2 separate regions of the Homo sapiens genome follow, and region 1 is linked to region 2. A link is a contact called in ENCODE Hi-C or POLR2A ChIA-PET data. All regions are on one chromosome and are shown on one strand. Each heading gives the region's core, a stretch centred on a gene start or an enhancer-like site at or near the end of the contact. The rest is flanking DNA. Distances are from core to core; before and after follow the strand shown. Region 1 overlaps LINC00578 (long intergenic non-protein coding RNA 578). Region 2 overlaps LINC00578 (long intergenic non-protein coding RNA 578).

Evidence for each region. A loop is a pair of places that touch in the nucleus more often than their neighbours do. ChIA-PET counts read pairs that join two places held with the same protein, here RNA polymerase II (POLR2A). Pooled maps may share reads with other maps.
Region 1: a map of CD8-positive, alpha-beta T cell shows a loop between it and region 2 (2.5-fold over the local background). The contact joins two enhancer-like sites. A Hi-C loop is called at or near these places in 2 of 168 maps with a recorded cell type or tissue (CD8-positive, alpha-beta T cell and naive thymus-derived CD4-positive, alpha-beta T cell) and 4 of 50 pooled maps. POLR2A ChIA-PET finds 5 or more read pairs at or near these places in 1 of 52 experiments (CD4-positive, alpha-beta memory T cell).

What each region holds. Positions count from the first base shown.
Region 1 is chr3:177,641,260-177,644,883 of GRCh38, forward strand. The region is part of intron 3 of LINC00578 (long intergenic non-protein coding RNA 578); the gene reads left to right. Among named protein-coding and RNA genes, the nearest start is that of LINC02015, 170 kb to the right of the region's middle. Within about 2 kb of position 1,677, at least 6 of the 41 ENCODE cell types and tissues checked have a DNase peak (open chromatin) inside an H3K27ac peak, as active enhancers do.
Region 2 is chr3:177,552,492-177,555,814 of GRCh38, forward strand. The region is part of intron 2 of LINC00578 (long intergenic non-protein coding RNA 578); the gene reads left to right. Among named protein-coding and RNA genes, the nearest start is that of LINC00578, 110 kb to the left of the region's middle. Within about 2 kb of position 1,265, at least 3 of the 41 ENCODE cell types and tissues checked have a DNase peak (open chromatin) inside an H3K27ac peak, as active enhancers do.

The DNA.
Region 1 (3,624 bases), core at 427-2,926, 89 kb after region 2:
AGCATCCACATCTTAGAATTATTGAGAGAGGATTTAAAAAAATTAACATGTAATTTCTTCAAATATGGCATTAGAACTACTGAGGACTCGCTCTGCTAGAATTCCTAGCATGTAATGGTGGGCATCCTGTGGCCTGCCACAATTGTGTGGTGTTGGGAGTGCAAAGCCAGAGAGAAGGAGAGGGTAGGGTGGAGCCTCAGCAAGGACTTGGCAGTCTCCTTGGTGATGCTGGAGTTAGTAGTGCTCTTGGTTGTTCTCAATCATAGTGTTCCTTTGGAATTATGATAGCTAAACTCATCAATGCAGAGCAGGTTAGCTCCTGGATATGCCATTAGAATCATCTTCTACAATATTTTGGTTTATCTTTTATTCTGTCTTAACACTTACCACATTGTTTAAAGTGAGGTCTGAAATAGTTGCATCTTCTATGCATTTAACTCAAGCAATTTGACCTATAAACCAATGGCAATGGGGCAGGGGCTAGAAAGAAGTCAAGAAGACAGGGTTAGATTAAAAGATCAAGAAGGAGGGAGAGTGAGAACAGAGGCAACACTTGATGTAAAAAACATTTCTGTTGAAAAAGCAGTGGGTTTAAGTTGGGAGATATTGAACCAAATTGCCTATTTGCGCTTTGTACCCTGTGCACTCTGAGCGTGCAATTTGCTATCTTTGAATCCATCTACAGGGAACAGATAATCCCTTTTCGATAAGTATCTTAAAAATGTGGGGCCGCATATGTTGCTTGTTTTGACCATACGTTCTGCTCCTCTCATTTGATTAATAAGAATCATGAGCAGCTCTAGAAAGAAGAGGGGTCTACAACTTTCCTTCTGGGCTGAGTGGGCAGGTGAACGACAGGGCGGGAGGGCCCATTGGAAAGGACTCTGAACCCTCCACTTCTTGGGGCCATACTGGGTCTCAGCTGAAATCAAGCTGTTTGTCTGGGGCATGGAAAAGGTTAATGAAACTTCTCCTCGTCATCTCTCCCTCTCTCACTGTGAGGTGACTGTTGCAGTGGGTGCAGACTCAGCCTGGGAGAGCTTATGTGCTCCTGCTTAATTGTTTGGGAGCTAAACAACAGACATGGAACAGTGAGAGGCAAACTGTTTCCTGGGTATATGTTCAGAGGGGCACTGCTTAAAGCACTTCAAGCCCTCCCCCAACCCCCTACCATTGTTTTTGAAATGAGGTGAAGTAATTATATGAATAAATGGAATCCCAGAAAATCACAAGAGAAGAAAACTCCTTCTCCCCATTCAGATTATTTTCAGACAGCTCATTTACTAAACGCCAGGCAACCATTCCCTTTCAGCGTTCTTTCTCCATTGCCAGCTCAGCTCCTGGCTGCTGCTGTGCTGGGTGCTGGGTCCCAGGCTCCACCACAGGGATGGTTCTGGCTCAGCAGTTTGCATAGCCCAGCCCCCTCCACAACCTCCCATGCCCACGGCACTGCCACCAAGCACACCACCTGAGAGCAGTAGTGAAGCAGTGGGCACTGTCACAGGGACCAGAAAACTGTTAGAGGAGAACATCCACCGCGGATTTCTCTAGAGCTGCAGCTGTGGGAGGCACTTTGGCCTAGCAGCATCTGTCAGAGATATTTTCAGAAACCAACTTAATACAAAAGACACACACTGCAATATTAATGGTAGTCTCTGTACATCCGATGTTTGAGAGCCGTCCTTTGTGCCATGATGTACCTTGATGGCAGCTGCTCGAGTTGTCAGATCCTGTAAAAGCCACAAAAATAACAGCACAATACTTATTGGCTGAATGGTTTTGAAACAGGAAATGTTTCTAGCATGAAAGAAGATGAAATTTATGCTAACAACCAAAATAATCTCAAATCTGGGTTATTAAAACCAATATTGTATTTTTAAGAAGCTGCACAAACTTAGCTAACAGACTTTAAGAAAACCAAGTAGGCCGGGGTGTGGTGGTTCATGCCTATAATCCCAGCACTTTGGGAGGCCAAGGCGGGCGGATCACGAGGTCAAGAGATTGAGACCATCCTGGCCAACACGGTGAAACGCCGTCTCTACTAAAAAATACAAAAATTAGCTGGGTGTGGTGGCATATGCCTGTAGTCCCAGCTACTCAGGAGGCTGAGGCAGGAGAATTGCTTGAACCCTGGAGGTGGAGGTTGCAGTGAGCCGAGATCGTGCCACTGCACTCCAGCCTGGAGACAGAGCAAGACTCCGTCTCCAAGCCAAGAAAAAAAAAAAAAAAAAAGAAAACCAAGTGATTCTGAGTGGCATTAGATAAAATGAGCAACGTTAACTGTGGAAACAACGTAACTGTGGAATTAGCATGATAGTAATGAATCAGGACTGTTCATTCCTCTCTACTTTTTATTTGGTGGTTGAGGGATTAAATCTTTTTTATAAATGGGGGAAAAAACAAAAGTCTCAAAGTGGTGTGGAAAATTCCGTTTTCAGGTGCCAGGTCATGTATACATCACTGATTATTTTCATTGGAAAGCATAATAAATCTCCACAGGACACAAAGCAAAAACTTTGGGTTATTTCAGGTATTAGTTACATTTTCAAAAAGTTTTTCTAATGCAGTCTTTTATTTCTCTTATTGGTTTACACATATTTGTCATGAACTACCACCCAAAGAACAGTTTTATAGCCATACTCAGCACCAGGTTTCATTACATCGATTGTGCAGATCAAGAAACCCGTAGTAATAAGGACATGGCAACACAGATAAGCAGCTCCAAATCCTTACACATTGGCCAAGCAGTAAGGGGCATTCTGATTTGCTTTCAAATGTCTATTCAATTTGTTCAAATGGGCAAGAATTCCCTCACAACTCAGAAGACATTTCTATGAAATATTTTCATGCCTTTGGATAATTTTTCAGCAGTAAAAATGGAGGAGAGAAGAGGCTGAAAGGAAAAAAATATATCTCTAATTTTCTTCTGCCCTAGATATAAATATTTTCTTATATATGTTATTTTCTAAGATGACAGAAATAAGGATGCACCAGTCTTCCCAGGTCTGCTCTACTTGATAACGGCATCAAACAATCAAACAAACAAAACAAAACCAAACAAAAAAAGAAAAAAAGAAAGGAAGGAGAGGAAAGACCCACTGTGAAAAATATGAGCCTGCCACGTTCAGACCTTAAAACTGAGCAGGAGGACAGGGTACAGTGGAGAATAACACTAAGTTATTTAGTGCTAAGAATGTCAAGGTATAATTTTCAAAAAGTTAAAACAGGGCTCTCAAAACAAATATAGAATGAGCATGTGTCAAAGATATTATTCAACTCATTAATTAATGAGAGAAAATCATTAAGCTGGTTCAAAGAGCATTTGAGGAGCTGAGTATTTATAGGCAGTTTAATAAAGGAATGTTAAATTAGATTGCTAGGTTACAAACAAACTAGTAAATCTCCGGTAGGATAATAAATCATAGAATTTGGGGTTATTTTTTTCTCTTAGAAAATATTGCTTCTGTAAAATAACGTGGAACTTCACAGAGCGTGAACCCTTAATTTGTATTTTAAATAGCAAAGGCAAGTCATGGTAGATTATTTTAGAAAATAAGTAATCCCCAAATGAGCCTCTTAAACACTGTCTGAGTGTGACATTGAAATAACATGCAGTTATTTTTT
Region 2 (3,323 bases), core at 15-2,514:
AATAAATGAGAATCTTGGAATTCTATTGCCAAATTATGCACACCTTTCCAGAAAGAGCAAGTCACAGCAGATCAGATAACTGGCTCACAATTAGCACTGACAAAGAGCAGAATTGCACCCTGTCCTGTTCCTTTTATTTGTTTCCTGTGGGTGTCCATGATGGAGAAGCCTCTGGGAAATTGTGAGGGGATTAGTTTGATTGGAAAGAAGGGGAGAGAAGGAGCTGACGTACAGGGAGGAGGGCCTGCATCATTTAGACCCTTTCCAGGGCTCACTCCTCTGTTGCCTGGAGGCTGAAAGTCTGTTGGATCTTTCAAAGCCAGGAGGGGCTATAAAATCACCTCAGTTGGACCCAAATGAATTAAAATGACCAGTTAACTCCCTTTGAGGACTTTTGACCAAAAAAGGGGCTCAAGGCCTGGCCCACACAAGTTAAGAATACTCCATTGAAAAAGGAAGAAAATCTCAGTATATAGTCCTCATATTTTTGCACTTGAGGGTTCAAATAATGATAATACAACCAAATCCTGAATGACTCAAAGATGTTCATATAACCACATAAATGTGTATTTTTGGGAACTGGGCATAATGTTAATATGTGAAATTGTGGCTAATCCAATGTTCCAATTCTGGCCTTGGATCTCTGCCTCTGTGTCCCTTTGGGCTTCCGCCTGGCTCCATTCTGCCTCCCTTCATTCCTGGCACAACTCTATTGTTTTCTAGTCCAGAACTTGATGTGGTCCTTGCAAATCAGAGAGCCAGATGGACAGGGAAGGAGGTAATATTGAGCCATCTCATTTGTCCTCACAGCATCCGTTTGAGGTAGAGAAGGACAGGAATTAAAAATGACATTATAGATAGACACACTGAAGCTCTGAGAAATCAAGTGCCAAGATGGTGGTGACTGGAGATGAAAACCTAAGGCTTCTAACAGCCAGCCTGAGACTCTCAGACTACATGAAGCTGCTAGCATACAACAGGAAAACAGTAAAGCTCGGTTAATAGTTTTCTTAAAATAATCAGTAGACCACATCCTAGCTAAACATAATGGGAAAATAGACAATATTTCTCTCTCTTTGTTGCATTTTTCAAGCTAGATTTTCTTTTTTACATCCCCTGCCTGGTCAAAAGCATCTGGAAAAGCAGCCAAGCCAGTGCCCACTGTTTCCCTTTTGTTCTCACAAAATAGAATTGCAAACTGAGATTATGCATACAACCTCCTGAGAGTGCAACTGTCCATCCCTGAAGCTGTCTCTCAGCACTGAGCCAGCCCAGTCGGCACCACTGGGCACCAGGCTCTGCCAGGGAAGGGTTTCAATACAAACATCAGGCAATGTGGGCTGCCAACCCAGGCTTCATCACTAAGTGCTGTCCACGTGTTCTGTAGAGACTTCTATGGAGGGGGCTATTTTCTTCTAGAAATATTGCTGGTAAAAAAGAGTCAATACCAGGACTTTAGTATCCTTGTGTAGCTCATGTCTATTTCAATGCTCTTGGATTTCTTCCTCCCAATTGTTATTGTCTCTCCTAGAAGCTTCCTACATTGAACCTTGATGACAGAAAATTGTAATGGAAAGAAAAATCTCTGGCCTGAGAGCTCTAAGACCTGGGTTCTTTTTAATGTATCTACGAACACATTCTATTGCTAGGCCGTTTATCTGGCAGTATGATCTGTCCTAGGGAAATTTTATTCTTAATTAAAAACATTGGTTTTAACCTCAAGGAACTTCCAATCTAATTTAAAGAGACAAGGCGTATGTAATTGTTCCTTAGTTAAAAAATTAATATTTGCAAAATGACTGTTGGTGGTCTAAGGGTTGCTTTTGTCTACCAAGTTAATTCAATTTCAGTGATTTTTTTAATTTATTGTTTACCCTTACTGAATTGCCTTGTTTTAATCTTTGTGGTACAGCCATTGCCAGCTGTAGACTTTCAGTGCTGAAGGTACTTGGAGTTCAGCTCTTTCTTTTTGCAGACAAGGGCACTCAGATCCAGAGACATCAATGCTCTTGCAAGTGTATAAGACACATCCTCTTCCAAATGTATAAAAAACTCACCTGCATCTAATAAGTCATAGTTACTGACTGAACAAGGATGCAAAATACTGAATTGCTTTCGGGCAGCCATGTCTACAAAAGAGAAAATACATTATTTTGTTCCTATAAATGTAGTATAATGCATCTCCAGTAGATAATTAGAAATTTTAATATATAGTAATAATCTGGAAAAGATAAATTTTAAAGAAATACCAGTTATGTCTGTGCAGACAGCATAACTGTTCACTTTCAATAAACATATGATGAAAGTACATAAAATGCCCCCATTCTTCTGTGAAATTATGTATGCAAATGCATCTTATACACCAAAAAATAATTGCAGTAACCTTTTAAATCTCATATAACCAAAGTGGCCTTTGCAAACACTCCTTGCCCCTTCAGAAATAATCACTTGTAAACAATACTCAGAATTAACAGGATTTCAAAGTTTTTTTCCTCTATTACTAAAAAAAAGCCATTGCAGAGAGGGCAAGGAGCTGGTGGGTGGGGAGTGGGAAGTCTCAGAGTTAAGCGCTACTGCTGCCAGAATTCCACACCCAGTGGCTGGTTAGTGACTCAATGTTGAGGGCAATTGAGACAGAATCTCAGCTGGTGCTAAAAAAAAAAAAAAAGGAGTGCAAATCTGCTCTCAGCAAGTAACAGCCTCCATTTTAACTTGGACCAACTGGGTGGAACTGCCCTTCCTTCCTAACCCACACAGTCCTCTGCTACACTTGACTTTCTTTTTATTCTGAATTTACCAGTGAAAAACACAGATGGGGGCTGGGAAGCACAGTGGGAACTGCCCCAGGCTGCACTCCAGGCCCCAGACCTGAATGGGAACTATGTCATTAGTCCATACATTGCTCTCTGGGTTTTCCTTGGCTTGTAAAGTACTTTTTGACTTATATACATTAAAAACAAAAAACAAAAAAACAGCTTGGTGTTGAATTGGGCAGCAGACCTGTCTGTTTGCTCAGCTTGATCTAAATTGGCTTTTGGTTGAAACTTCAGGTGGCTTTTCAGTTTGTCTATGCGCCTCACCCTCCAGGAAGACAACTTAGCCCCTATTTAGCATTTTTGCTGACAGAGAACCAGCAGGCTTGCTGTTTGAACCTACATTTGAATGTACTATTTGGCCAAAAAAATTAGAAAAAAATCACTCCTTTTAGATTTGTTGGATTTGGTTGCTTTATTTTTGGCCCAAATGCTCCTCTGTCATATTGTTTTACATTTCTCTGTAATTCACTCTTTTGTGGCTCTTTCAGCAGAATTCTCTCTGCATTG